Linked DNA regions of Homo sapiens: all the other regions are linked to region 2. Evidence: chromatin contacts called from ENCODE Hi-C or POLR2A ChIA-PET data. All regions are on one chromosome and are shown on one strand. The core of a region is the stretch at or near the end of the contact, and the rest is flanking DNA. Distances in the headings are between cores, read along the strand shown.

Evidence for each region. Hi-C counts contacts between places; a loop is a spot of excess contacts on that map. ChIA-PET counts read pairs that join two places held with the same protein, here RNA polymerase II (POLR2A). Pooled maps may share reads with other maps.
Region 1: a loop to region 2 is called in a map of PC-9, with 5 times the contacts of the local background. The contact joins the promoter of LINC02786 here to the promoter of MIR3659HG in region 2. A Hi-C loop is called at or near these places in 14 of 168 maps with a recorded cell type or tissue (PC-3, PC-9, aorta and 11 more) and 16 of 50 pooled maps. POLR2A ChIA-PET finds 5 or more read pairs at or near these places in 1 of 52 experiments (WTC11).
Region 3: a loop to region 2 is called in a pooled map, with 2.2 times the contacts of the local background. The contact joins the enhancer-like site here to the promoter of MIR3659HG in region 2. A Hi-C loop is called at or near these places in 7 of 50 pooled maps. POLR2A ChIA-PET finds 5 or more read pairs at or near these places in 3 of 52 experiments (WTC11, activated CD4-positive, alpha-beta T cell and activated T-cell).

Annotation. Positions count from the first base shown.
Region 1 is chr1:38,139,016-38,143,203 of GRCh38, reverse strand. It overlaps LINC02786 (long intergenic non-protein coding RNA 2786), which reads left to right and starts at 1,629. Exons shown (of 6, transcript XR_001737991.3): 1 at 1,629-1,747. LOC105378654 (a long non-coding RNA gene) reads right to left here and starts at 1,533. Exons shown (of 7, transcript XR_001737987.2): 1 at 1,490-1,533. RefSeq lists an enhancer at 2,174-3,087.
Region 2 is chr1:38,045,059-38,049,026 of GRCh38, reverse strand. MIR3659HG (MIR3659 host gene) reads right to left here and starts at 1,893. Exons shown (of 5, transcript NR_168386.1): 1 at 1,413-1,893. POU3F1 (POU class 3 homeobox 1) reads left to right here and starts at 2,234. Exons shown (of 1, transcript NM_002699.4): 1 at 2,234-3,968. The coding sequence starts at 2,284. The coding sequence ends at 3,639. RefSeq lists enhancers at 930-1,430, 1,431-1,931 and a silencer at 1,844-2,173.
Region 3 is chr1:37,924,451-37,928,398 of GRCh38, reverse strand. All of the region lies in intron 7 of INPP5B (inositol polyphosphate-5-phosphatase B), which reads left to right. Among named protein-coding and RNA genes, the nearest start is that of INPP5B, 21 kb to the left of the region's middle. RefSeq lists an enhancer at 1,997-2,236. Within about 2 kb of position 2,379, at least 5 of the 41 ENCODE cell types and tissues checked have a DNase peak (open chromatin) inside an H3K27ac peak, as active enhancers do.

The DNA.
Region 1 (4,188 bases), core at 380-2,879, 94 kb before region 2:
GCTGAGGTCAAGTAAGCAACCACTGGACTTGACCACAAGGAAGTCACTGCATATTGGGAAGTGAGTTCATTCAGAGGAGCAATGGGGAAGAAGCCCACGTAGAAGGTAAAGAGTGAGCAGAAGATAGGAAGGAAAGATAGCTCTTTTGACCCTGCTAATGACTGGCTTCCTATATGGGCCTAATACCTATGAGCAGTTATCCTTTAGGAATGCACAGCTTTGAATGTAGCTTGCATTAACTCTGTGCAATCATGTGTGCAGACACATGTACACACACAGGTACACATTGAGCTGCCCCAAGGCAAGGATTCCGGCCAGAGACTTGTAAGCAGACCTCTATCCTCATTAACCAATAATGACCTCTGCAGATCAGACTTCTGTACACCACCTCTTCCTGTATACCTGGAAAGTCAAGATTTCCCAGCTGGAGTTTTGGCTTTGTCTTCAAGTCTGATAAGAATCCTGGCAGCAACCCAAAGCAAGGAGAGCCCAAGGTACTAACAACATTAACAACAAGTTAATATTCAGTGACTATCAGCTTTGTCCAAAGCACCTGCAAAGCGCTTTACAAACATTAGTTAACTACATCCTAAAACCCTGTCAGATGGGTACTTCTATTATTCCATTTTACTGATGAAGAAGCAGAGGCTCCAAAAAGTTAGACAACTTGCCCATAGTTTGCACAACTGGTTGGTAGCAAAACTGGGATTGAGATTCCAGTGAAATTGATGGCAGTCACAAGCAGCACACTGAAAAACGGGCAGGTTCATTCATTCATTCAGCAAATATATATGGAGAGCCTACTATGGGCCAAAACTGTTCCAGGCACTTGGAAAACATCAGGGAGCTATACCCACAGAGATCCCCTTTCCTCATGGGACTTTTCTAGAGGGAGAGATAGACAAACAGTAAATTTTATTTTATTTTATTTTTTTGAGACAGTCTCACTGTTGCCCAGGCTAGAGTGCAGTGGCATGATCTCAGCTCACTGCAACCTCCGCTTCCCAGGTTCAAGCGACTCTCCTGCCTCAGCCTTCCAAGTACCTGAGATTACAGGTGCATGCCCCCATGCCTGGCTAATTTTTGTATTTTTACTAGAGACGGAGTTTCACCATGTTGGTCAGGCTGATTTCTAACTCCTGGCCTCAAGTGATCCACCTGCTTCGGCCTCCCAAAATGCTGGGATTACAGGTATGAGCCACTGCACCCAGACAACAAACAATAAATTTTATATATTAACATTTACTCATTTATGTATAGTAAAAGACAAAGTGGACGCTGTGGTGTGGCACCCAGTTCTCCACTTCTGAGCGGATGCACTCACCCCCAGCTGCTTTGAGCACTGGTGGCCAAAGCCATTCAGCTGAGTCCCTCCCCAGAATTGTGCTCAAAGAAGACAGCTGCTTTACCCAAGGTCACTCCCCTTCCCTGGGGGCAGCCCACACCCAATAGTAGGTAGATGAAGCTATAAGTTCCCCAGCCCCCTCACCTTAATGCAGAGCGACTCTGAAAGTCCCCCCAGCTCACAGCTCCCCATGGGGTCAGCTGAGGCCTTTGTTGTGACTACATCACAATTCAACTGTTCCCTCTGCCTGGTTCTGCTTCCTCCACTGTGAGAGCCTTCCCCTGTAAACCTCCTGCAAGCCGAAGTCTCTGTCGGAGTCTGTTTCCCAGTGCACCCAACTTGTGATAGAAGGTATATGTTCTGCTGAAAAAGAGAAAAAGGAAAAAAAAGAATAAAAGCAGAGTAAGTTGGATTGGGAGAGCAGGGCTGAAGGGGCAGCAGGTTGCAGGATCAATAGGATATTTAAGGTGATCTCACTAAGAAGTGACATTGGAGCAGGCTTGAAGGAGGAGGAAGAGGGTTATTCAAGCAAAGATCGGGTAGAAAAGCATTCTAGGCAGAGAAACAGCAAAGACTCTAAGGCACGGGTGCAGCAAGGAGGTCATTGTGGCTGGAGAGGAGTGCAGGAGAGAAAATAGGGGAGGAGAAGTCAGGAGTGGGTGGGGTTAAAGGAGCAGATCACATAAGGACTCACAAGCCCCTGTAAGGTCCTCAAGTATTTCTTCAAGAGGAGCAGAGAAGGACAGGGTCTGGCTGCCGCATGGAGGGGAGGAGCAGGAGCAGGAAAGCCTGTCTGGAGGTTGCTACAGTAAACCAGGTCTTCGTGGGGTTGGTCGAGGTGGTGGCAGTGGGGGTGGTGAGAAGTGATCAGATTAAGAATATGTATTTAAAATACAGCCAGCATGATCTGCTGATGGACTAGAAGTAGGAAGTGAGAAAAAGAGAGGAGTCAAGAATGACTCCAGGGTTTTTTTGTCCTGAGCAATGGAAGCAAGGACTTGCCAAGAGCTGAGACGGGGGAGGACTGCAGGAGAAGCAGGTTTGGGGGAGACCAGGAGCTCTGCTTTGGAGCGTCAAGTTTGAGATTCACAGAGTAGCATCCAAAGGACTGAGCCAGCCCAAACTCTGTGACAAGGTACAATCCTACTGGGGCTCAGGAACCCAGTGGAAGTGAGTGACCCTGGGGGCTCAATGGCACAGGGGTCTGAGTCTATGATCTCATCACCTGACATTCCAAGATCCACTCCAAGCTCCTCTGGCAGCCTAATTCTGTGAGCAAAAGACAAAAAGACAGACAGAAAAGTCTCCATTTGATGGTGGAGAAGGGTCCAGCCCTGTGCATGTTTGGGACTGAGCTGAGAGCGTGCTCGCAGGTGAGAGTAGGGAGTCTATGCAAGTCGAGTGTGATCGTGCACATGGAGATGTTGATTGTGAGTGTGAGTGTGTGTGAGTGTGCGTGTGGCAGTGCAGGTTCAGGAGCTGGGCTCACCCGGAGTGTGCAAGTGTGTATAAGACTGATGCAGTGGCCCTAACTGCCGGGCACACTCCAGTGTGGGTGAGGAAACAGGCCAGCCCAAGGCATGAATGCACAGTAGCCTCCCATGGTAGTGGAATGTGTAGAATAAACAAAGGGCTGCTATCAGCATTTGAAACACAGCACTTGGGTCATCCAGCGGGTGGGGGCAGCATTGCCCCCTTAGCCACCCTGAGCCACATGGGTCCCCTCGGAGCCCTGCACAAACAGTCCCAGGACATGGAGGTCCCTGCAGCTCCCCCATTCCATGCCCTCCTGTTCCCCTGGGCTGCTCTCGGCTGGGCTGGGAAAAGTGCCGACACAGCTCCGGGGAGGGAGGAGAGTTAACTCTCCATTTGCCATTAAACATAATCAGGGAGCAATCTGCGTGGAGCCCGCTGCTCTGGCCAATAAGTGATTCCCCAGAACAACAGATAAAAGCCTGGCACTAAAGTGCAGCCAGAAACGATGTGTAATTGGGATGAAAGAATCCTTAAATCTGCACGCTGCTTTTAACTTGGGAGGCTTAAATTACAATTAATAGTTCCCTTGAAGAAGGCAGTAGGGGAATAGAGGAATTCCAAGGCCTCGAGCTCAGAGCCCTGGGCTGCATTCTCAGCTCTCCAGTGCTGGGGGAGTACAGGGGGTGCTGGGTAGTAAGGAGGAAGAAAGAAGCTGGGGGTAGGAGGGGATCCTTTGCAAGGTCTTGGGCACCCTGATGGGTTGCATTCGTTATGAGTTCCAAAGCCACCAGTTCCCAAATAAGCTCATCCGTACACCTGGACTTTCGCCCAGTTTCCCTCACAGTGTCCCTGGGATGTCGCCAACAGTAAAAAATCATCAGCCCCATTTTGCAGATGGGGAAGCTAAGGAGACACACCTGCCCTGGAACCCTGAAGTGTGCCTAATCCACCTGCAGTTCCCAAACTAGGAGGAACCTGAGAGCGCATCCCTCCTTACGGTTCACTGGGGTATAGCGGCCCTGAGAGGGGAGGGTGTCTGCCCAGCATCGCAAAAGGCTGCAGTGTGCAGCTAGTCAGTGCTAGAACCCAGACCTCTTGACTCTAGCGGCCATTCCTTCCTCTGCACCCCAGGCCAATGAGCCTGGAATTCTCTAAGGAGAGTACAGTTCTCTGGCACTAGCCATGCAGCCCCTCCCTTCCCCTACCTGCTCCCAGGGGTCCAGGCAGTGGCAATAACATTGTCAGAGACAGAAAGTCAGGGAAAGATGGGGAAGGCTCCTCCCCAGCTTTCCCTCGGAAGACTTCTTACCCTCCCCTCCCCTGCCAGCTCTCTCTCTGCCTCTCTTGGGCCTCAGTGCCCAAGGCTT
Region 2 (3,968 bases), core at 644-3,143:
AGCAACAATGGAAACGACCAAAGTAAACACCTATCTGAGAGCTTTACACCCCCGTTGTCTCACATAACTATCTGACCTACCTTAGTGAGACAGGTGGGCTGCCTATAGTACTGTTATTCCCAACATACAGGAAGGAAAACCAAGAGCTAGGAAGGCTAGACCAGAGTTACTCTTGCCCAGGGAGATGATGGCAGCTCCAGGTTGAAAGCCCAAGCTTCAATATCACACAGGCCTGGTTAGGGCTGGCACGAGCATGGACTTCACTGCGGAATTCCCAGTCTTCCTCCTACCTCCCAGGCCTGGGAAAGGTGAAAGACCTGGGCTGCCTCAAGGTGACCATTCCCTGGGCCAGAGTCCAGGAAAGCCCAGTATCTCTAGCTCGGTTCAGACACAGAGCTCCATCGCAGCTCTTACAGCTAGGGTGGGACCACGGAGCCTGCTCAGGACAGTGGCCAATGGCAGGATAAGGGCCCTGCTCTGTCCCACTCCTTCCCTGGCTGGTCCTAGGGCATTCAGGGCCCACATGATCAAAGTCTGTGCCCAGGGTGACCCCTGTCACTGTCAACTCTGTCCCAGCCGCCCTGGATCGTTCCAATGGCAGCTGCCACCTGAGCCCCCAGCAACTTTTTTCAATCTAAGGATTTATTCCACAGACCTGATTTGCCCAGTGGGGCCCTAGGTGGGCCCCCAGCTCAGTTCTGTGATCTGGGACCCCAGGGCCCTGTAAGCTATAAATCCACTTGAGGCTAGATCCAGGAGAGAAAAGAGGGAGGACTGGCAGCTGAAGACTCCCTGGGACCCAAGCCTCGGTGTGGGGAAGAGGAGAAAACACAGCTCAGTACCCTCAGCCTGGGGCCCAAGGTCGGGTAAGAAGGCACAAAGGAACTGCAGTGAGGTCCGACTCCACTCAAGATCCTTCAGGGAGTCCTCAAGGGCTGGGGCGTGAGGAGGTAGCTAAATTCCACTGCCCACCTTTCCAACAAGGCCTCCTCAATCTCAATTCCCTTTTCAGCAGCTCCAGGCAAGTCCGGGCAAACTCTAGCCCAGGGCTCTTAGCGAGGCTGGACAGCTCCCGGCCTGCACGCCGGATTTCTGGAGAGCCCGAGCCCCTTCCCTGAGCCCATCCTTCTCCTCTCCCGGGGCGTGATCCCACCACGACCACAGCCGATGAGCCGTTCAAGCTGGGAGAAGGAGCGAGAAGGCTGCAGCGGCGCAGGTCAGATACCCCTGGGCCCAACGTCCACCCCCAACTAGCGCCCTTGCCAGCAGCGTTTTCCCCGGAGCCACAGTCTCCACCTCGAGATCTTCTCCTTCTGGAACCCCGGAGCGCGGCCGGGTACCAGGGGCTCGCGTAGGACTGTAGAACCGCTGCCGCCCGCCGTCCCAGCCCCAGCTGCCCGCGCGGTACTCACCTGGGCCTCAGTGCCCGGGAGAAGGTGTGCCCGCGCGAGGCGTGAAGCCAGAGTCCGTCCGACTCCGCCCGCACCGGACGCGCTCTCAGGGCAGAGGAGGTCGGCGGAGTTGTGACGCTGGGACTAGAGGAAGGAGAAGGAAAGCCGAGACGGGCCGGGCAGACGCGCCGAGGAGCGCCCAGTGCACGCTGGCAGCCGCGGGAGGCGAGGCGGGCGCGGTGAGCAGTCGCGCCGGAACCGAGCCGCGAATCCGCGCCGCCTCGCGCTCGCAGCCGCCAGGACCCGCGGGAATCCTGGTCCGCCGGCAGCGGTACTGAGGAGGGAGGGGCGCGGGGCTGAGCCGCTTCTCGGAGCCCGAGCGCCTCCCGGAGCCGGCAATCCCTGCTGCCCGGGCGGGATGCGGGCGGGAATTCAGCTCGCGTGGAATGTGGGACCGGCCGGGCTCGGAGTCTCCAGCGCTGGGGGAAAGCGGGGCCCACACAGCCAGGACGAGAGGGGGTGCGGTCCCAGGGCCACCCCCGCGCCACTCCCCACGTGGCGGCCGCGCCCCCGGGGCGTGAGTGTGTACGCGGACGGTAGGGGGGCCGTGAATGAAGCCCCAGCGGCCAATCAGCACGGCCGGCGCGCGGGACCCCGGGAGCGACGCCCAATGGAGAGCTCTGGGCGGCCGGGCAGGGTGGCGGGCGGGCGCGCGGGGCGGGGGCCGGGCAGGGGAGGCGGGAGGCAGCTCCGCGGGCAGCCAATGGGCGGCGGGCGGGGTGGGGCTCCGGAGCGCCGAGCGGGTCGGGGCTTTAAGCCGGCGGAGCGAGGCGGCGGGGCCCGCAGACGGAGCGGAGCGGCGGCGGCGGCGCGGCGCAGGGCGCGGGGCGGCATGGCCACCACCGCGCAGTACCTGCCGCGGGGCCCCGGTGGCGGAGCCGGGGGCACCGGGCCGCTTATGCACCCGGACGCCGCGGCGGCGGCGGCGGCGGCGGCGGCCGCGGAGCGATTGCATGCAGGGGCCGCGTACCGCGAAGTGCAGAAGCTGATGCACCACGAGTGGCTGGGCGCGGGCGCGGGCCACCCCGTGGGCCTAGCGCACCCCCAGTGGCTACCCACGGGAGGAGGCGGCGGCGGCGATTGGGCCGGCGGCCCGCACCTAGAACACGGCAAGGCAGGCGGCGGCGGCACCGGCCGAGCCGACGACGGCGGCGGCGGCGGAGGTTTCCACGCGCGCCTGGTGCACCAGGGGGCGGCCCACGCGGGCGCGGCATGGGCGCAGGGCAGCACAGCGCACCACTTGGGCCCGGCCATGTCGCCCTCGCCCGGGGCCAGCGGGGGCCACCAGCCCCAGCCGCTCGGGCTGTACGCGCAGGCGGCCTACCCGGGGGGCGGCGGCGGCGGCCTGGCCGGGATGCTGGCGGCGGGCGGTGGCGGCGCGGGGCCGGGCCTGCACCACGCGCTGCACGAGGATGGCCACGAGGCGCAGCTGGAGCCGTCGCCGCCGCCGCATCTGGGCGCCCACGGACACGCACACGGACATGCACACGCGGGCGGCCTGCACGCGGCGGCGGCGCACCTGCACCCGGGCGCGGGCGGCGGCGGCTCATCGGTGGGCGAGCACTCGGACGAGGATGCGCCCAGCTCGGACGACCTGGAGCAGTTCGCCAAGCAGTTCAAGCAGCGGCGCATCAAGCTGGGCTTTACGCAGGCCGACGTGGGGCTGGCGCTGGGCACGCTCTACGGTAACGTGTTCTCGCAGACCACCATCTGCCGCTTCGAGGCCCTGCAGCTGAGCTTCAAGAACATGTGCAAGCTCAAGCCGCTGCTCAACAAGTGGCTGGAGGAGACCGACTCGTCCAGCGGCAGCCCCACCAACCTGGACAAGATCGCGGCGCAGGGCCGCAAGCGCAAGAAGCGCACGTCCATCGAGGTGGGGGTCAAAGGCGCGCTCGAGAGCCACTTTCTCAAGTGCCCCAAGCCCTCGGCGCACGAGATCACCGGCTTGGCAGACAGCCTGCAGCTGGAGAAGGAGGTGGTGCGCGTCTGGTTCTGCAACCGGCGGCAGAAGGAGAAGCGCATGACCCCTGCGGCCGGCGCGGGCCACCCGCCCATGGACGATGTATACGCGCCTGGGGAGCTAGGGCCTGGCGGGGGCGGCGCATCGCCACCCTCCGCGCCCCCACCGCCCCCGCCGGCGGCGCTGCACCACCACCACCACCACACACTGCCCGGCTCAGTGCAGTGACCCCGCGGGCCGGGCCCCCGCCGGCGCGCTGCAGGGCGCGGGCGCGCAGCCCGCCCGCGCGGCCTGGACTCTTTTTGTTCGGTTGCTTTGGATTTTACAAAAAAAAAAAAAAGCCCAGAAACTTTCGAACAAAACCAAACACCCGGACGACCCTCTCCGGTGAGCGGCGAAGACAGCCCGGTAGGCTGCGTCGCCCGAGCCCCGGGAGAGAGGAGCGAAGATCCGGAACTCGCCAACTCACCCCGGGCATCCTGCCCGCCGCCTGCTCTCTGCCCCCATCCCCTCGACGACCCCCGCCCCTGCCCCCCCGGGCTGTTCGGGGCCGGATC
Region 3 (3,948 bases), core at 1,130-3,629, 120 kb after region 2:
CGAGACTCCATCTCAAAACAAAACAAAACAAAACAAAAAAACCCCAAAAAAACAGAACTTAGCTGAGCATGGTGGCAGGCACCTGTAATCCCTGCTACTTGGGAGGCTGAGGCAGGAGAATCAGTTGAACCCGGGAGGTGGCGATTGCAGTGAGCTGAGATCGCGGCATTGCACTCCAGTCTGGGTGACAAGAGCAAGACTCTGTCCCCTCAGAAAAAAAAAAGCTGTTTTTGATTCACGGCAGGAGAAACAAAGGCACCCCTCAGGAGCTGGCAGTCTGACTGAGAGGGGTCTGATAATACGTAGATAGAGGTAAGAGAGTATAGGGTTGGCCCAGCAGGACAGTGTTCCTTGTAGCGTGAGCCAAGGGCATAGAGCACCTTTGAGGCCCAGGCATTTTGGGGGATAGGTGAATCTGGTCTTCATTCTTTGCCTTTGCATTAATAGAGATAGGAATGATCTTTGATGATTCTTTCAAAATGTCCTTTCTTTTCTTTGATTTGTCTCTGCTGAATTCAGGAGTGTTAGGCTGAGCTTGGTAGAGATTATAGTAGAAAAATGAGGCCGGGCGCAGTGGCTCACGCCTGTAATCCCTGCACTTTGGGAGGCCAAGGAGGGCGGATCACGAGGTCAGGAGATTGAGACCATCCTGGCTAACATGGTGAAACCCCGTCTCTACTAAAAATACAAAAAAATTAGCCGGGCATGGTGGTGGGCGCCTGTAGTCCCAGCTACTCGGGAGGCTGAGGCAGGAGAATGGCGTGAACTTGGGAGGCAGAGCTTGCAGTGAGCTGAGATTGCGCCACTGGACTCCAGCCTTGGTGACAGAGCGAGACTCTGTCTCAAAAAAAAAAAAAAAGAAAGAAAAAGAAAAATGAAATGGAGCTAGTTTCAGACTGGAATCCACGTCTTCAGGTTCAGACCAGTGTCTAGGAGGTAACTTGTGGTGTTGAAGTCAGGTAATGCTTTTGGTTGAGTGGCAGCTTGTTCACGTGATTCTCTTGCCAAGCCCAGCTTGCACTGACTTTAGATTGGTAGTTGAATCGGTAGATTGGTAGGAGTCTTTCTGCTCCTGCACTTATTTAACTGCTCCTTTTTTTTTTTGAGACGGAGTCTTGCTGTGTCACCAGGCTAGGAGTGCAGTGGCACGATCTTGGCTCACTGCAACTTCCACCTCCCGGGTTCAAGTAATTCTCCTGCCTTAGCCTCTCTAGTAGCTGGGACTACATACATGCACCTGCACGCCACCACACCCAGCTAATTTTTGTATTTTTAGTAGGGATGGTGTTTCACCTTGTTGGCCAGGATGGTCTCCATCTCCTGACCTTGTGATCTGCCCGCCTGGGCCTCCCAAAGTGCTGAGATTACAGGCGTGAGCCACCGCGCCTGGCCTCACTGTTCTTAACATCTTTTTTCTTTTCTTTTTTTTTCTTCCTAACCACTAGATGACCAGGGATGCTGTTAACTTCCTTTTGCAGCTTTTTCTTTCCTTAAAAAGAGTGAAGTCTGATTTGGGAGAAATACCTCATTATTTCCATCTAGCAACTGAAGTTGCTCTTATTCAGAAAACCCCATTGAGGATCCTGTACAGGGCCCAGTACTTATCCAAGTCAGTCTGTAAAATGTTCACCTGCATTGCATCCTGGGTACATGCAAAACCTGGAGCTGTGTTCTGGAGGGTTTTGAACTATGCACTAAAAAGGAAATGGCTACTCAGAAGTCCCACAGGGGCCATTCTGGGCTATTTTAACAAAGCAGTAATAGCAAATACATTTTGTTTTTTTTTAATCCAAAGTTGATTAGAAATGAGCCAGCTTCGCCGGGTGTGGTGGCTCAAGCCTGTAATCCCAGCACTTTCAGAGGCCGAGGTGGGCGGATCACAAGGTCAGGAGTTCAAGACCATCCTGGCCAACGTGGTGAAACCCCATCTCTACTAAAATATAAAAAATTAGCTGGGCGTGGTGGCGTGCGCCTGTATCCCAGCTACTTGAGAGGCTGAAGCAATCACTTGAACCTGGGAGGCGGAGGTTGCAGTGGGCTGAGATCACGCCACTGCATGCCAGCCTGACGACAGTGAGACTCCGTCTCAAAAAAAAAAAGAAATGAACCAGCTTTGTAGTAACTCAAATTTACAAGGGGATGTGTTTAAGTATTTTTTCTTCTGGACCCAGGAAACAAAGTATTAAAGTCTGTCATGCCAGTGAAAGGAAATGAATGCTATTTATATCTCAGGGTAACATAAAGGGTAACCTAGTTTACCAGAGTAGAAGCCAGAGAGCATGTTAGCAAAATAGCCCCCGGGGTGGTTTTCTCTCTCACTCTCTCTTTCATCTTGTTTTGTCAGTACTAATAGGTAAAACTTGTGTGACCAACATATCCTTTTAGCATGGAGAAAATAAATTTGCTTTTGTTTATCTTAGAGAACAAATATTGCCCATCATTTCCACCGTTGTGGGAAGCTCTGCAGGCTCCTAAGTAACTTATTTTAAGTCACTTTGTTTCCTTAAACAAAAGAGAACTGTATTCGTTTTTCTTCTTCCTTTTGTTGTTCCCCTCTCCATTTTCCTTCTTTGGGCCATTTAATCCAGTTTTATGTTTCTAGTACAAGAGAACCCCCTAAAGATTCTTTTTTTCTTCTGAAAACAGTTTGTTTTGGAATTCTGCAGTTATTGTTGAGAGCAAGTGAGGTGACCCACAAACACTCAGTTAGAAGTGGAGCTTTGAACAGAAAAATCCTCAGGGAGGGACAGTTCAGGAAGAGGGAGGCATCAATATATTTATTAGAGGAAAGATACTGTACTGTTGGAGGATAGATGCTAGCTGACTTGCATGTTTTTCTTTGCTACTTAAAATATACTGTTAGCCCGGCACAGTGGTGCGCACCTGTAGTCCCAGCTACTCGGAGGCTGAGGCAGGAGTCTTGCTTGAGGAGTTCCAGACCAGCCTGGGCAACATAGTGATATCTCTAAATTTAAATAGATAAATATATAAAATAAATTACGCTCTAACAGTTTTGTTATTGGTGATCCATACATGAACTGAAGCTAGCAAATATGAATGAGAAGAGACTTTCTTTCTTGGAATGCCAATGATGAGAATTTAAACAAAGTGGATGTCAAGAGGCCTGGACATTTTTCTTTTTCTTTTCTTCATGGTTCCTTGGTGCACTATTACTTTCTCTTTTTGTTTTTATTTATTTTTATTTTTATTTTATTTTATTTTTTTGAGACGGAGTCTCACTCTGTCACCCAGGCTGGAGTGCAGTGGTGTGATCTCTGCTCACTGCAGCCTCCACCTCCTGGGTTTAAGCAGTTCTCCTGCCTCAGCCTCCCAAGTAGCTGAGATTACAGGCATGTGCTAACATGTCTGGCTACTCTTTGTATTTTCAGTAAAGACGGGGTTTCAACATGTTGGCCAGGCTGATCTTGAACTCCTGATTTCAGGTGATCTGCCCACCTTGGCCTCCCAAAGTGCTGGGATTATAGGCGTGAGCCATCATGCCTGGACTAATTTTTATATTTTTAGTAGAGACAGGGTTTCACCATGTTGGCCAGGCTGGTCTTGAACTCCTGACCTCAAGTGATTCAGCCTGCCTTGGCCTCCCAAAGTGCTGGCATTACAGGTGTGAGCCACCATGCGCAGCCTCTTTTTGTTTTTAGAGACGAGATCTCCCTGTGTTGCCCAGGCCGGTCTCAAACTCCTGACCTCAAGTGATCTTCCCGCCTCTGCCTCCCAAAGTGCTGGGATTACAGGCATGAGCCACCGCGCTTGACCTCTTTGTACGATATTAAACGTGTGTCTCAACTTTCCTCTTATGTCTTTAAAATGGGAGTGAATGTTTGCCTCCTGGAAAGTCACACAGGACTTAAGCAATGCTAATTATTTAGACGTGCTTTCATTTGGGAAATACAATTAGAAATGGGAAATGCTGGCCAGCAGCGGTGGCTC